Linked DNA regions of Homo sapiens: region 1 is linked to region 2. Evidence: read pairs that join two places in POLR2A ChIA-PET (ENCODE). Cell type or tissue: PC-9. All regions are shown on one strand.

Region 1 (4,000 bases), 270 kb before region 2:
CAGTGATTTTAGAAAATTCTTTTTAGAAACCTTTTGTTTTGCTAAATTATTTTATTGGGTAACCTGAGCATAAATAACTTCACTGCCTGCTTTGGTTTGGCTGTGTCCCCACCCAAGTCTCATCTGAATTGTGGTTACCGCATCATCTGAAGATTATACAATTTGAGCTAGCATCCTGAAAGATCATTCATAACTTTTCTAATCCCCACAGGATTCTGACATGTATGAGAGTATATGCAGTCATATATACAACTGGGGCTGGAATTTATGAATGGTCAAATTTGGTAGCCACAGCAACAGATGTTTAAGGTAATGGCCTGGGGTGTTACATGTGTAAGGGAAGTCATGTAGAATATGAGTATTGGTACAAATTATCATCCTCAGGCCCTACAGTGCAAAAGCCATGATGAGGCCATGTCTTTAGTCTGTGTCAGTGAACTTAATGGATGGTTGTTGTACTCAGTATTGCTTTCGATATTTATCTATTTGCCATCAGAAAATTTTGGTGTCTAAGGTCAACTTGCTTGAGAGTAAGGAAATGTCAGTAATAACAAACTCCACTTAAAGTCAGATGGTGTCCTAGCAGTCCTTTGGATATGTGGTGGACACCCCACAACACCATGCTTTCCTGCAGAGGCCATGTCCTGCTCCCTGACTGCAGGGCTGAGGAGAAAAACAAACACAACAAACAGAGCACAGGGTGAACAGGAACTAGCCCTTTGTGATCCATGTGGTGTATCCCAGTGTTGAGTTTGTGAATCTTACTAAACATGTCCTTTATCACACCCCACCCACACCGGCTGAGGCAGAATATTTGGGGAAGGAAGATCTTCTGAGATGATTCCCACAGACAAGAGTTCTGAGTATCATGGGTAGATATGCAGAAGGCGGCAAACTCCATAGGTAACCTTCAACCTATCAGTCCCGTTTTCAGCGCAGATACATTCAGTTCCTGTTGTATGCCCGCAGCTGGGAACCCACAAGTGAAAATATCTCTGACCTTCCATTTCGGGCTGCCCTGTGCAGTGGCAGTGTGGAGGAGGCAGGAAACAACTGGTCTCAAATCATAGCTGCCTTTAGAGTGACGTTGCTGAAAGGGAAACAAAGACTCTTGTCCACAATCTTGCTGTGTTCTGCATAAGTCAAGGGGAGCGAGTTTGGCACATGACGCCTTCCTGGCACTGGCTGCAGTCTCTCAGCTTTCTTAGTTGCCTCTGTGTTCTTTTGTAAGGAATCTAGCCCTTCAGTCAGCCTTCTGAGTCTTTGTGCTGCACTGTTAGACTGATTCTCTTCCAAGGGCACTCTCTCTGAATGACAACAGCACAATGCCCTGGGCACCAAGGAAGCACCACGGTGTGGAGGAAGTGTCTGGAGTAGGAGCCCGCCAGCCCTGGGCTCACCGTGTCCTGGTCACCCTCCAGGGCTTCAGCTTTGTTCTGTTTTCTTTTTCCTTTTTTTCTTTTTTCTTGAGACAGAGTCTCACTCTGTCACCCAGGCTGGAGTGCAGTGGCACGATCTCAGCTCACTGCAAGCTCCACCTCCCAGGTTCACACCATTCTCCTGCCTCAGCCTCCCGAGTAGCTGGGACTACAGGCGCCCGCCACCACGCCCGGCTAATTTTTTGTATTTTTAGTAGAGACGGGGTTTTGCCATGTTAGTCAGGATGGTCTCGATCTCCTGACCTCATGACCCACCCTCCTTGGCCTAGCTTTGTTCTGTTTTCTAAATGCTTTATTGAGGTATGATTTACATAACTACCCCTCACCACTTGAAGTGCACAGTTCAGTAATTTTTTAGTAAATGTGGAGTTGTGCAACCTTCTTCACAGTTCAGTCTTAGATTATTTCCAGCACCCAGAAAGCACTCACATACCCCTTAGCAGTCACTCCAGCCCCACCCCAGCCCCAGCAACCACTCCTCTGCTTCCCACCTCCAGTGCCTTTTTTGGCCATTTCATAGAAATGGAATCACACAACACTGGGTCCTCTGCTCCGGCTTCTTTTGCCAAGTATAATGTGTTTGGATTCATCCATGTTGTGTCTATCAGTACTTCCCTCCTTTCCATTGCTCAGCGGCGCCCCATCGTATCCCACTGTGTTTATCCATTCACCAGTTAATGGACATTTGGATTGACCGAGCTTCAATGTGTTATCTACACAAATGCAGCTGCTAATCCCTACCTTGCAAATCTGTTCCAAGGATTATGGATAATATAATAATATGGTATAAAATACCTGGGACAGAGGCAGAGGTGTAGTAGGTGGTTAATAAGTGAATGCTATCCATGTTGGTATGACTAAGAGAAGAACTATTAATATTGTGTAACTTTCCTGGAAGCTGAACCCTAAAGAGCATCGTTGTGAGAGACTGGATATCAACAGCAAAACCGGTAGGAGAAGTACCACTAGTGTCAGAATTAAATAGAGAAAACAGCTGATTCATGAGCTAAGTGCCAACTTGATGAGCTCAGCATAGAATTTGCCTCAGGCTGGCAGCCTGCTGTGGCCAGAGGGAATGGAGCCATGGGGCCGCACACTGGGATGGAGTGAGTGTGAGTGCAAAAACATGGGTGAGTTCAGCAATGGCTTATAGGTCCAGGTGACAACCCCTCATGACCCATGGGCTCTGATGAGAAACACATGTGCGTGCCTGGCTTTCTCTCACCCCGCCTGCCAGTGTGGCCGCCTCCTCTGCCCTTACTCAGGCAATAGCTATCCTGAATCATCTGCGACTCCCTCGCACTGTCCTTAGCCTTTCGGTCATTTTCAACAGCACAGAGTCCTGCACCCACTTTATCTCCTGTCTTCCACAGGTCCCCATGCACTGCCTTTATTCTTTAAAAATATGTCCTGTAAACTTGATTGATAACTCTAAAATATCTCTTTTTTTGCCATCTTTGAAGTTTATTTAATCTACAGTCATCCTGTGAAATAGTTATGGATTTATCCTCTAATTGGGAACATGGAAACTGGGTATCTGGACATACAGTTACTCTCTCCCCCTGCCCCACTCACCATCACACACACACACACACACAAACACACATACATACACACACACACACATGCACACACACGGAGCTCATGCCCTGAAGACAGGCAGAGTCAGAACTTGCACCAGCTCTCTGACCTCAGAAGCCACCACTGGCTATCCGATGACCACTGTGTGTGCTACAGACCTGGGTCTAATATGAGCTGCACCTTTAAGAGCAACATGGCATGGCTGGAGGGTCTTGAGCTCCCAGAGAGCCTGGGGGAAACCAACACTGGCCAGGGGGTGCAGGCTCCTGGGAAGGCTTCCTGCGGGAGTCCTGGGCTGTATTCCCAGAGACAACGCTGCAAAGTTGTCAGTAGAGGGTGATCTGGTTTATAAATCAGTAGAGAAAAAAATTATAAGGGATTCCAGAGTGATAGTAGCCAGATGACAAGTGTAGCTCTCTGAGGAAGAAGATGGCAATGTCTCAGATAGCACAGAAAATCCCAAAACTTTGAGCTGTCCCTTCCATAGGATGAGCTAAAAGATAATTTCCAAGACAGTGTTTCCAGTTGGAAAATAAGGCCCTGCTGAACTATTATTATTAATTGGTGAAAGTATCATATGTGAATATTTTGCAAAGAACACACATGTCAGTGGCTGCCACGTGGAACTGCAGGTCCTTACAGCATCTCTTCCCTCCGCTGGGCCCACGGCCTTCCCTCCTGTATGCTCACAGCCAGCTGCTCGCTTCATCAAAGCCGTCACTGAAATAATAACCCTATTTAATGATGACCCTACCTGATGACCCTATGTAAAAGTCAAACCCTTTTTCCTGCACTCTGACATCTGTTTTCATCCAGAATTGTTTATTTCTCTTCTTCTTTTTTTGTACTGCTCATTACCTGTTAACTTCTTATGCTTCACATTTTATGATGACTACTGTTGATTATCAGTTCCCCCACCCACATTGGAACCTAAGCTTCATGAGGATGAGGATATTTGCATAGTTTATCCATTGTTGTGT
Region 2 (4,000 bases):
AAGTCATGTCAGGAATATGTGTTATATTTTATTGTAATGTCTCTTCAGCCTCCTTCATTTAGTCTTTGTCTTTCATGTTTGTGAAAGTTTAAACAGCAGAGCCTTGCATTCCTCAGCGAACGTTTTACTACTTCTGAAGACATTTTTGATTGTCAGTGTTGGAGTCCCTAAGACCATGCTCATGTTCAGTACTCATAGGACTTAGCATATAGTTATACTCATGGCTGTGGTTTCTTACAGGGAAAGCATACAGAGTGAAGTCAGTAAAGGGAAAAGGCATATGGGGCAAAGTCTGGGGAAATCAGGCACAAGCTTCTGAGAGTGTTTCCCAGTAGAGTCACACAGCACATGCCTAATTGCTCCAGTATCGTGTTGTAACAGTACTTGTGAAGTGTTATCTGCCGGGGAATCTCATTAGGGACCTAGTGCCTGAGTTTTTTTTACTGGGGGCTGGTCTTGTAGGCACCCTCTGCCTAGCAAGCACCAAGATTCCAGACCCCCACAAGGAAAGCAGGTGTTGAGCATAAACCATACATGATGAGCCATTTTCATCAGTTTGGGGAATGATGGGAAGGAACTCTCCAGAAATCCGAGTCCTCAGGTGACAGCCAATGGCCCACCTTGCAAGCAGGTCTTGCTAAGGATCGTGTTCTCAGGCCTGCTGGGTTAATTGTTTGCTGCACACACACCTTGGAGCTTGGGGAGTGCTACAGCCAGCTGGTAGAGGCCAGGGATTCTGCCGAACATCCCGTCTTCCTTCTAGCCCAAGATGTCAGTAGTGCTGAAGTTAAGAAACTGTCTTCTCTTACATATTTACTGATTTGTTTGAGCAGACTACATATCCCATTATCATCTGTATTTATTTGTTTGCTATATTATCTATATACTTACTACCTTAGCATAACCATTTTCCTGGCTACACTGGCCATGTCTTCTGTCATGTCCTCTCAGCTGGTATGCCTGCTAGCTTGCTCCTTGCCCTGTGTGCTCAGCCAGGTGTGATTCTACTTCCCCAAGAAAGGAAGGAAGCATGGGCATCAGCATTCACAGTGACAATTCAGGAGGGTATTGTATGGATAAAGTTAAAATTGTCTGGTAGAGGGGAGAAGTAAATGGGAAACAAAAAGTCTTGAGTAAGAGAGTGGGCTGCTCTGGGAATTGTGTTAGTGAATTAGTATAGCTTAAGAAATCACCCAGAAGGCAAAGAAAAGATGGTAGTTATGAGAGAAAAGAGGAGAGAATTGAAAATAAGCCTGAACTTTCCAATAGACTATATAATAGAAGCTCTAGAAGAGGAGAGCAGGGCTGCTAAGAGAAAGCGATAATCGAGGAAACAACCCTTAGTATCTCCTGGAGAGGAAGAACACCTTGAACCTCACTTCTTCCATAGCAGCTGGACCTGTGCAGGAATGAATGTGGGTCAGAGGAGCCTGATCGCCCTTCACCCAGGCACACCCTGCTCACTTTCACAATTGCGAGGTTCATTATTTAGAGGCCTTGGTTTCAGCCAACATAAATGACATCTGAATCTGATTGGAGGAAAAAAAAATGTTTTATCAGAGTATTACAATATCTGACCACAGATAATACAGTATCTGACCAGATTTGAGCTGATATGCAGCAGGGCCTTGGGAAATAATGTTAGTCAGAGACTAGAATGCTATCGGATAACTGAGAAATCTTTTGTTTTCTCATTATACTGTTTTGTGATCTTGTTTTTTGTTTAATCACAGTTAAATATAAAAAGGCAGCTAGACAGATATACAAGAGTTGTTAAGACAACAAGTCAGCAGCCCCCAGCCCCACTCATCCCTGCTTTCCAAGACAGAACCATTTTTAATTGCTTCCACTGTGTATTTTACAATGAATTTTCCTGTTGTTAAATAGTAGACTCATTGCTGACTTTGGGAGGTGAGGATTCAGCTCTCTTACTGCCCCATACTCCACCATGCCTAAGCATATCTCTTCTTTCTCCATTTGTTCAGTATAGTTATGATTTCAGTTAGATCAGTATTTGAAGTTGACATTATTAGGACTGTTATTTGAAGCTAAGCTGTGGTGTTTTCTGCATGGTTTCTTGTTTTCCCTGATAATGATTGTATCTTTAATTCAATTTTTCATCCTGAAGATATTAGTGAGTGCTTACTGCTATGCCAGGGACTGGATTGAACACTTTATATGGTGCATCTTATTTAATCCTGATAGTATGCCAGTTATTTAAACTCTTTTTGCTTCAGTTTCTCCATCTGTAAAACTGATGAAATAGTTTCGAGGCAGGGGAGAGGTTAAATAAATTTGCCCAAGGTCACTTAGCAGAAAGTGGGGGTGGAATAGGAATGTGAATCTGACTCTGTGACTCTGGAGCCTGAGGTTTCTTCGGGGTCTCTGCCTAAGTACTTGGCAACTCAAAATGACATCTAGAAGCATGGGAAAGATGAGCTAGGGTACCAAAGAACTCAAAAGAGAATGGGAGAAAAAAGAGGAAGAATCACTTTTATTTTAGAAAAAATAATAGTTTAAATGCATGTCCAAAAATAACTGCATTCCCTTGCAAGTCTCTGCCAGTTTGGTATAAATACTCGAATGTTTTCAGTCTTTCATTTTCTTCTCCCTTCGAGCTTTGGGGCCTACTGTCATCTGGTACGCAGCAGCATTCTGAGGGCTCTCTTCACCCCCATCTCCATTCCGAAGGACCATGTTCACATCTTTCAGTACCCCCTGAGAAAGAATGTCTGGGAAGTAAGTTTGTAGAGACTTTGCAGATTTGAAAATATTTATTGTGTAGAATTTTATCTTGGAATTACTTGCCCTTTGCCATTTCGAAGGCTTGCTTTCTAGGTCTAGTTTTTCGTGTTGGTGTTGAAGTCTGAAGCCATTCTATCCCCGATTCTTTGTGTATCACTTGATGCCTTTTATTTTGCTCTTGGGATTCTGGTAGGGTCTTTGCTTTGTCTCCAGTGGTCTGAAATTTTGTGTTCTTGTTTCATGGTTTGAATCCTATTGAAGTCCATATTCCAGGCCCTTTCAATTAGAAATTTCTAGATTTGCTTCTGGGAACTTTTCTTGAATACCAGTATTTTTTTTTTAATTAGGTCTCCATCTTCGCCTTATTCTTTATGTGGAACTCTTATTGTTGGGTATGTGGGGCCTCTTGTGTTGATACCCTATTTGTTTTTATTTATTTTCCTTCTTTCTCGTGTCTGGGTTTTTATTTTCTGCATCCTTTTTTTTTAACTTTATGGTCAAATATTTTGAGTCTTTGTTAGCTATAACAGCATTATTGAAATATAATTTACATATAAAATTCTGCCTTTTATTGTATACAATTCAGTTCAATTCACAGAGTTGTGCAGACATCACCACTACATAGTCCTAAAACATTTTCATCCTCCACCTTCCCCAAAGAAACCCTATACTAGTTACTAGTCATTTCCTGTCTCTGTACTCTTCCTCCAGTCTCTGGCAGCCACTGGATTACTTTTGGCTCTGTTAAGGAAAATTCATATGAATGGACTCTAGAATACACGTGGACTTTTGTAACTGGCTTTTTTCACTTAGCATAATGTTTCAAGGTTGGTCCATGTTGTAGCATGTATCATTCGTTCATTTTCATTGTCAAATAATTCCTGTTGTATGGATATGTGACATTTTGTGAATCAGTTCATCCTTTGATGGACATTTAATTTATGTTCACTTTTTGGCTAGTTTGAAATAGTGCTGCTATAAATATCAGTGTGTAAGTTTGCCGTGGACTCTATTTTCAGTTCATACCTAGGAATGGGACTGTTGGATCGTTGGGTAACTATTTAACATTTTGAGGAACTGCAAAACTAGTTTGCTCAGCAGCTGCCCCATTTTATATTCCCACCAGCAATGTATGAGGAATGTATTCAGTTTCTCCACATCATCATCAACACTTGCTATTGTCTGTCTTTTAATTTTAGTTATTCTAGAGTGTTCATTTTTAATTTTTAAGTTTTTTCAATTTTAAGAGCTCTGA

The links. ChIA-PET counts read pairs that join two places held together with the same protein. Peaks named below come from ENCODE experiments on the same cell type or tissue, not always from the same donor. Only the 100,000 strongest peaks of a DNase experiment are listed, where the experiment ranks them.
Region 1: POLR2A ChIA-PET joins it to region 2 with 7 read pairs; 4 of 35 experiments call an interaction of 5 or more read pairs at or near these places.

What each region holds. Positions count from the first base shown.
Region 1 is chr5:5,163,227-5,167,226 of GRCh38, forward strand. The region is part of intron 3 of ADAMTS16 (ADAM metallopeptidase with thrombospondin type 1 motif 16); the gene reads left to right. All of the region lies in intron 1 of ADAMTS16-AS1 (ADAMTS16 antisense RNA 1), which reads right to left. Among named protein-coding and RNA genes, the nearest start is that of ADAMTS16-AS1, 11 kb to the right of the region's middle. In PC-9, no CTCF peak of the experiment used is centred here; a DNase peak (open chromatin) is centred at 2,435.
Region 2 is chr5:5,428,761-5,432,760 of GRCh38, forward strand. The region is part of intron 1 of ICE1 (interactor of little elongation complex ELL subunit 1); the gene reads left to right. Among named protein-coding and RNA genes, the nearest start is that of ICE1, 8.1 kb to the left of the region's middle. In PC-9, no CTCF peak of the experiment used is centred here; no DNase peak of the experiment used is centred here.